Regions from separate parts of the Mus musculus genome. Here region 2 is linked to region 1. Evidence: chromatin contacts called from ENCODE POLR2A ChIA-PET data. All regions are on one chromosome and are shown on one strand. The core of a region is the stretch at or near the end of the contact, and the rest is flanking DNA. Distances in the headings are between cores, read along the strand shown. Region 1 holds the start of Mef2d (myocyte enhancer factor 2D). Region 2 holds the start of Pmf1 (polyamine-modulated factor 1).

What was found. ChIA-PET counts read pairs that join two places held with the same protein, here RNA polymerase II (POLR2A).
Region 2: POLR2A ChIA-PET joins it to region 1 with 17 read pairs in Patski. The contact joins the promoter of Pmf1 here to the promoter of Mef2d in region 1. POLR2A ChIA-PET finds 5 or more read pairs at or near these places in 2 of 5 experiments (Patski and embryonic stem cell).

Annotation. Positions count from the first base shown.
Region 1 is chr3:88,140,169-88,144,284 of GRCm38, reverse strand. It overlaps Mef2d (myocyte enhancer factor 2D), which reads right to left and starts at 1,913. Exons shown (of 12, transcript NM_001310587.1): 1 at 1,611-1,913.
Region 2 is chr3:88,408,125-88,412,240 of GRCm38, reverse strand. It overlaps Pmf1 (polyamine-modulated factor 1), which reads left to right and starts at 1,844. Exons shown (of 5, transcript NM_025928.4): 1 at 1,844-2,085. The coding sequence starts at 1,934. Slc25a44 (solute carrier family 25, member 44) reads left to right here. Exons shown (of 4, transcript NM_178696.5): 4 at 1-1,747.

The sequences.
Region 1 (4,116 bases), core at 664-3,163:
TCACATCGCCCAGCCTAGGAGGTGCACTAGAAGCTAGAGAGCCAGAGCAGAGAGCTGGGGCCCTCCAGCCCCATATCACCACACAGAGGGGGATGGGCAACCTGCACCTGCCTCCTGTCCAAGTCCCCCACACCCTGTTCCAGCCACTGGGCTTAGCAGAGGCAGCACAAGCCCTGTGCCCATCCCCCAACACGAGGCTTCCCATACTTTCTGTCTGGGTCCTGTTTCTTCTCTAGGCTCACGCCTGCATGAGCAAGGCTTGTTGTGTCTTTATTCTTAATCTTTAGAGTCTCTCCCTACATGAAATATATGGCAGAAAGAGGGAAGACATAAGTCTGATACAAAAGCTGAAGTGTGACCTTAAGTAAAATGCTCTACCACTTTGGTAAGTATGGGAATGAATGAAAGCTCCTGACTCCCTAAAAGTACACGCAGCAGTCACACACAGGGTCTATGTATGAAGGGCACAGCAGTCACAAACAAAGAACATGACCACTGAAATCCCAAAGCCTCAGTGTCCATTTCTGGGGTATATGGGAAAAGTGCTCTACAGAAGCTCCAGAATTCCCCAACCACCCTACATAACAAGGTTCTCAGCCACTCCCACAATCATCCCACCCCACCCCCATCCTGGAAGACGCAGGAAGGAAATTCATTCACAGGCAAGGCCATGGGAGTTGGGACAGCCAGGCTGAGCACTGGGGCTCGGTGGCCAGAGGCCAGAAGCTGGGTGTCTGAGAACACTGTCAGGTAACTCGCCAATGCTCCCCTCGGCGGATACCTACCGCGGATACAGGGAGACGAACAGAAGGTGGACAGCTCCCAAGGCCAAGCGCACTCAGTAGGCTCCTCTCCGAGATCCGGCCAGAGCAGCCCAAGGTCACCGTCCCAGACGGCAAACTTCCCACAGTCAGGCAGCTCAGACCCACTGAGGGCTAGGGGGAGGGGTAAGATCCACCACTCACACAGCCAAACAGGCCTCGGAGGAAACTCACACGGGTAGGGCAGGAGGGAACGGGATCCACCCACTGTACTCCCCTAGCCTGGCCCCAATGTGCCGGTCAGTCGTAGGCAGAACTGGCACTCAGGACAAGCTGGGTAGTCCAGGGCCACTGGGAACCCCGAGGGCTCGATGGAATCTCTGGGAGGCCTCCCTGCCCCATCTCTGAGGTGGGAGGCCGGGAGCACAGTAGTCCCTTGGGCCAGCCTCACCACTCGAACCCCACTCGCACTGACTCGGCCCGCACCGCACCGTCCAAGAGAAAGGCCTGGAGAGGTCCTGCCAGGTGTTAACAGCTGCAAACTACTGTCCAGGGGTTCTCCAGCCGGCGTTGCTGACACGCCCGACCAAGGGGGCCCCCACGGGCGCGAAATCGCGGCCGGAGCCACGTGCGTTGCGCCCGCCAAGGCGCGAGGCGACGGGGGCTCGGGTACCAGGCGCGGCTGTCACAGCAGACACCCCAGCACCAACACTGCCTCCGTCGCCCCGCCCGGACCGGGACGCTCGTGCCAGGGCGCCCGTACACCCCTCGCGCTCCAGACCACCCTGAGCCCGGCCGCGCGGCGTGGGGGAGGGGTTCTTAAAGGGGCCGACGCGCGTCGTGACTCACCAGCCCGTGGGGGGGACGGGGTGTCACGGCGCCCGGAGCCTCGGCCCGGTCCGCCGAATCCTCGGTTACGCGAAGCCGCAGCTCCGACGGGAAACAGCGAAGGCGCCGCGTCCACGCGGCCTGGGCGGCGCCACAGGGCCGGGACCCCCTGGTGCGCGCGGGGGCGGCGGCGGCGGGCGGCAGGCACGCAGCCGAGCGCCCAAGCCGCCTCGACGGTTGTTGATATTTTGCTTCCTTCCTCCTTTCGGGCTCCAAAGGCAACTCCTCCAGCCCCAGACTCGAGGCCGACGTAGGCACCGCGCAGCCTAGCTTGCGAGATGGGAGGGGGGGAAAAGACGAGAGTGATGGACAAGCAGGGGGCCAATGGGAGGGCCCCGCAGGGCTGGGGGCGGGGCCTGGCAGGGAGGCCTGGGACGCAACCCCGCCCCCTGCCCGCGGCCTGCGCCCCACCCCTTTGGGGCGCGCGACCACGGCGCGTGGAGCCCAGATCCCTCCGCCTGCGGGACAGAGCGAGGCTGCGGGTACCTCAGCACCCCAGCTCCAGAGTTGGCAGGGATCTAAGTAAATAAGTTCTGGGGAGATAAGAGTGTTGGTAGGCCCCAGCTCCTACACTTACTGTGTGACAAAGCTCCGAAGCCAGATCGCGCTCTCTTATCTCGTGGTTACCTGGGGAGCTCCGCTGCTCCCTCTACCTGTGACAGGTCCCCTCCTTTCCCCTGACCCGGCTCGGTTGACGCCCAGACATTTAAAGCTACAGTGCATAATTCTCGGGTGATCTAATCTTTTAGTGCCTGCGGGCCCCAGCGCACTTAACTACGGAGGGGGCAATTTAAAGGGGCGGGACCCCAACCACTACCTCCCTTGCCTCACAGGAAACATCCAGAAGCCTTGTCTTGAAGAAATATAACTCTCTCAAAAAAAAAAATCTTTTAAAATCCCCGACGGCCTCTGGGCGTGGTGAATTTTTAAGTGCTTCACAACAAGATTGTGCGCTCCATTGCTTCTGGACCTTTAACCCGTCAGACTTCCTGTCCGCATCCTGTCACTAACAAGTCCTCGGCTGGCTCTACCTGGAGCTTGAGGAAATGACAGAGTCTGGCGTGGACTTCAAAGCCTTAGCAAAACAGAAGCAAGAGGTTCTTCAACAAGCTAGGGTCTGCTTTACTGAACAAAGTCCCTGTTCTGGCTTCTTGTGGGAGAGATGAGAAGAGGCGACAAGTGGTGGGTTAGAAAATTTATAATCTCGGAGTCAGACTGTTTTGGTTCAAAATTTTCCACTATTTCTGAAAAGAGCAAAGCACATCTCTTAACTCTCCATCCTCTTGGGTAAGCTGAAGGTGGTAAGGCCAGGTACATAACTTGTGAATTTGGTGTGAGTTTAGTTCCCAGTAGACTAGTACAGTGCCTCGTGTTGCACTGTATGACCCACACGGGCTGCTCAGCTGAAAATGAGCCCTTTTAGGGCCTGCGTGAGTTCAGAAAAGGCTCATAGTGGGCCAGTTCAATAGGACTATTCTGCAAAGAGCTTGGAGGCATATATGTACCTCCTTAAACAGGAAGCACGTAGGCTTCTAGTCCCTCGGCCTCCCTTTTCAACCCTTCCACTTTGCCCCTCCTTCCAGAAGCCTGATTTATGTAGGATCACACATGGTCCCCAAATGTTGCTCCTTAGTTTTCCTAGTAGTATGGGGGGTGGGGGCACAGAGCTGCCAGTACTCCTTGAGCAGTCTGGTTTGCCCCCAAGACTTGAGTGAAGGCATCTGCCCTTCCCCAAGCCCTGGGAGAACACAGCCTTGTTCCTGCTTGTGGCTATGGTGGGAGCAGAATGGGAAAGTGCCCTCCCCGTGGGGAACCTCCCCTCACTTGTGGCCTCTATTTTTAGTGCTTCCCCAGGCTCTAGCTGGAGAAACCGTTTAGTCATCAGGGTGTTTATTTTTCCGGCTGTTTCCCGACGTCGGGAAAAGCAGAATGTTGAGACTGGAGAGATTCAGGGCTGCTGGAAAAGACGTCTTAGGAACAGGCCTGGGAACACAGCCTTCAGGCCATTGGGTCCCAGCTTGTAGGAAAACAAAACAGGATGGGCCCGGGACAGCTAAGCCCTCAGGAGTGTTCAACCTGCCTCAACCTTGGAGGCTCTCCAAGCTAGAGAACCTAACTCAGTTTGTTTCTCAAAACATAACCAAGGCCAGAAGAAAATTTTTTTCCCAGAATCCCCCTCCCCAGCCTCTCCCTAACTAACTTGGTGAGCTTCCAGCGAGCCATGATCCCAGCCAATCTCAAATATGAGGCTGGCCGTCCATGGCTGTGATTGGTTGGCTGGCCCTCTTTAGACCTGGAATGTTGAGTCCTTTAAAAAGGAATGAGGAAGGAAGGTGAGTCACCTGGGGAAGATATTAAAAGACTAGCAGGAAGAGCTCCGAGAGCTCAGGGAGGTGGGGGCCCTGGACACTCACTGCTGACTTGACAACTCACAGGAGACCAGAATAGGGGGCAGTAAAACTACAAG
Region 2 (4,116 bases), core at 595-3,094, 270 kb before region 1:
GAGCAGCACACACTCTGCAGGGCGTTCATCTTCTAGGGGAGTTACTAGGAGGGAGGAATGCTAAGGCTTCCTATGTGTAGCTGAACATCTGTGAATGAGCCAACTCACCCTCATAGCTCAGTCTGCTGTCAGACCCCACTCCTTGGAGAAGTGGAAAACTGTGACACAGATCCCAATTCTTTATCCCCCTTCCCTGTCCCTCAGGCCCGGGAACCGCATGAGCTGCTGGCCTTCATTGGCCCAGGTGACTACAGTAGAGGGGCATAGTTATAAGTGGGTCAGACTTACTAGAGAACACTGTCCTTGGAACTTTGCCCTGAAGCCAGGTTGGGAAAGAGCCACTGGCTTGGATGTGTGTTCCTCACTCTTATCTCCTCAGGCCAGCTGAGCCAAGCCCTGGAGGTACAACGGAGGTTCTGAGCCCGAGGCAGCAGTGCCACAGGCACACCTGCCACCCAGATGAATAGCAACAGGTGTCTCACAGTGGGACTCTGGAATATGAACTATCCTTTTTTTTCTTGTCCTTGGTTGTGAAGTATCATCCCAGTCATGGTACCCTGTGCTGGCAACAGAAAAAAAAAAAAAATACAGTCAGGAAGGCACCCAAGGCCAGGTCCACCTGGTTACCAGCCTCTTACTGCCAAAACCATTGATGCTTTCCTCAGGAGCGTCCCTCTTCCCTGCCTCTACTGAGCCTGTGTTGGTGGCAGAGAGGCACATCCAGGAATGGGAGGGAAGAAAGCAGGCAGATCTTGCTCTTCAGCCTGGGAGATGCTTGGGAAATGCCATGGTGCCAAATTGGAAGGTGCTAACTGAAGCCTTCATGTTTCTCACGGCTGCTCCACATTCTTCCATCCTGACTTGACCCAGTCTCCACACACACACCTCCTACTACTCGCTGTAGTCTGTATTTGTTTCCTTCTGAGCCCTCTACTAATGTCTCAGCATTTTGGTTTGTTTTTTGAGACAGGGTCTCATATATCCCAGGCTGGGTTTGAATTCATTATGTAGCAGAGGGTAGCCTAGAACTCTTCATCTTCCTCCACCTCCTAAGTTCCAGGTTTACAGGACGCCGCCAGGCCCCACTTCCTGCACTTTATTGAGAGAGCCCTTCAATCTTGCCCATAGTCATCTGAAGGGTGAAGCCCACAGATCATTTTAAATCCTTTCGCTCCTCACCTCTACCTTAAGACCTATCAATACAGTGGAGCAAGGGCCCCTCTCAGGCTTTCACTATCAAGACCTTTGTGATTGGACAGCTCTGCTCTTTGGTCTTTCCTAACGGGGCAGAGTGTGGACATAGGTTCCTCCCACCTTTCATACCTTAGGTTACTCCTTCCCGACTTTTCTTGTCCGGTGTTTAAGCCTCTCCCTTTCTTGTCCTATCTCCCTTTCCTTCTTTCCCCTTGTGTTTGAAAGGACCTTGGATATAAAGGTAAAAGGCACCCCCGTGTCGGAACTCCTACTCTCCCAAGGTCAGGGTCTGGGATTGGCCTTGGTGAAGATGAGCCAGTGGGCGGCCATTTTTCCAAAACTGGAGACCAAAACAGCTAGAAATGTTGACCCATTGGTCAACACACAAATTAGAAACTCGGCAAGACAGGAGGGCTGGATAGAGGCACATGGGAAAGAATGCACATTCAGCATTAGCTAGAAATGGACTCGAGGAGATTAGCTGCGAATATTCACTGTTGCACTGTATGAGATCTTTGAAATGTAATTAAAAGTTTTTATTGAGCCCCTAAACTCTGGCTTTTGGGTTTTGTTTTCTGCCCTTCCCCCCCTCCCTCCCCCCGGAGCTGAGAACTAATTCCTCGTCCTCGGCCACTGCCCCGCCCCATCCGGCTCCGTGACGGGCATTCCGCGGCCTCCAATCGGAGGTCCTGTTGGGAGGAGCTGCAGGGCCAGTTTATTTTGGCGGTTCAATTTCAACATGGCTGAGGTGAGCCGAGATAGCGAGGCTGCGGAAAGGGGGCCTGAGGGCTCCTCTCCGGAAGCTGTGCCAGGGGACGCGACCATCCCCAGGGTGAAACTCCTGGACGCCATAGTAGACACTTTCCTCCAGAAGCTAGTCGCCGACAGGAGGTAGGTGGCGACCAATGGGGAGAGGTGGCGGGAGGTCTGTCGCAGGATCGTAAGTCCCGCGAGATACGCTTGGCGCAGTCACGTGGGCGACCCGCCGCGGTGGAGCAGGGCTGCTCCCCTGAAACCTCTCGCCGCGGTTTGCGGAGGAGTAGAGGGAAGGTCGGATTGCAGTTGCTGTCTTCTCCACCGTCCCGCAAGGCAGCAGCCTGGGGCCCGCGGCAGCCTTAGGGCAGCCGACGTCCTTCCCCAGAGGTCATCTGCTTACGTAGACCTAACGCGCCAGGGCGCCAGATGAGCGCAGAGCTCTGCTGGCTGGAGCGCGCGGGAGGTGGCAAGCACTGAGCTTGCAGTCTTTTTTTTTTTTTTTTTTTGAGAAAGGATTTCTCTGTAGCCCTGGCTGTCCTGGAACTCACTCTGTAGACCAAGCTGGTCTCGAACTCAGAAATGAGTGGCTGTCCTTACAGGCTGGTGTGCCAGGCCTCATAACCAGGAATGTCCTGGGCTCAGTGGTAAGAGCACTCGTTGATCTTGCAGATCTTGCAGCGCACCTACATGGTGGTTCACACCCACTTGTAACTCCACTTCCAGGGGATCTGACACTATTCTGGTGGGCATTAAGCATGTACATGGTGCAAATACATACGTGCAGGCAAAATACCTAGACATAAACATGACCGAATCAAATTAACATTTTAAAAAAAGGAATGTTAGCCGGGCAGTGGTGGCGCAAGCCTTTAACCCCAGCACTTGGGAGGGAGAGGCAGGCGGATTTCTGAATTTGAGGCCAGCCTGGTCTACAGAGTGAGTTCCAGGACAGCCAGGGCTACAGAGAAACCTTGTCTCAAAAAAAAAAGACTATAGGCTCAGTGCTCGCCACCTCCCATGCCTTCCCGCTCCAGCCAGCAGAGCTCTAGTGACTTCCACAGTGACTAGAGGAAGACTGGACATGCTGGCTTCAGGTGGACCTCAAATTCTTGCCCTGCTGTCCTTTTCGTTGGCCTGGCTAAGGCCCAACTGCCAGAAGTGCCAATCTTAGGTTTCACAATATAAAGATGCAGTCGCACATGGCCCTGCTATCTGCACTCCCCTGCCTTGTCTCTCCAAAAGCGAAATCTTTTTTTTTTTGGTCCTGGCAGTCTCCTGGACCTTCTGAAACAGTCTTTCTCTTTAGCTGCAGCAAGCAAGGGATTCCTTTTCTGTGTCTTGTGACATTTGAACCTGCCAGAAGAGACTGGGTTGGTGGTATTAGTGGAGCCCAGGGTAAAGGCCAGTTAGTACTATTCAGAGAGAAGCCAGGTCTCCCACCAGGACACAGTGCAGCCAGCAGCTTGTTACAGAGGAGTGGGTCCCATGAGGCTGAGGGGCTAAGGTCTTACCATATCCTGATCCAGTGCTATGGCCTGGGATGCTCTAGGCAGGGTGTGATTTATATAGTTATGTTAAGCCCAAGGAAAGAGCGAACATCAATTGTGCCTCAGTTGCTGGCATTTTAAACTAAAGAAAGGCAAGGAGGTGAGGGCGATGGGACTCAGTGGTAGGTAGGGCTCAGTGATGGAGCTGCTGGGAGGCCTGGGGCTCTACCTCCAGGCTCAGAAATAGCAAAGCTGGTTGGCATTCAGGAAACAGTACTACACAGAAAGAGTAGTTTTATGTATGAGCCATAGAAACTCCCTACCCACTCTGCAGGTTCAGGTAATTGGTCGTGGTGAGAATTCATGTCTGAGTGCAGATCTGCCTGTCCAGATCTCCTCTTACTCTGTCTTCACGGTTTCTGCCTTCGTCAGGCTGCGTCATCTTAGTCTTACCTCCCAAGTCCGTCCTTTTGAGTCAACCTGTGCAGGTCTTAGTCTCTGCTTCAATCCCTTTGGCCCTTCTATAGTTCAGATTCTTGGGTTCTCCCTTCTCTGAATGGTGGAGTGTACATTCTAGCTGGCTTCATCACATCCCAGCTGAGCGGCCTTGGACAAGCTTCTGTCTACCAGTTCTTGGTCATCTGAGTATTGGGGATGATGGTAATGGATGGTCATCACA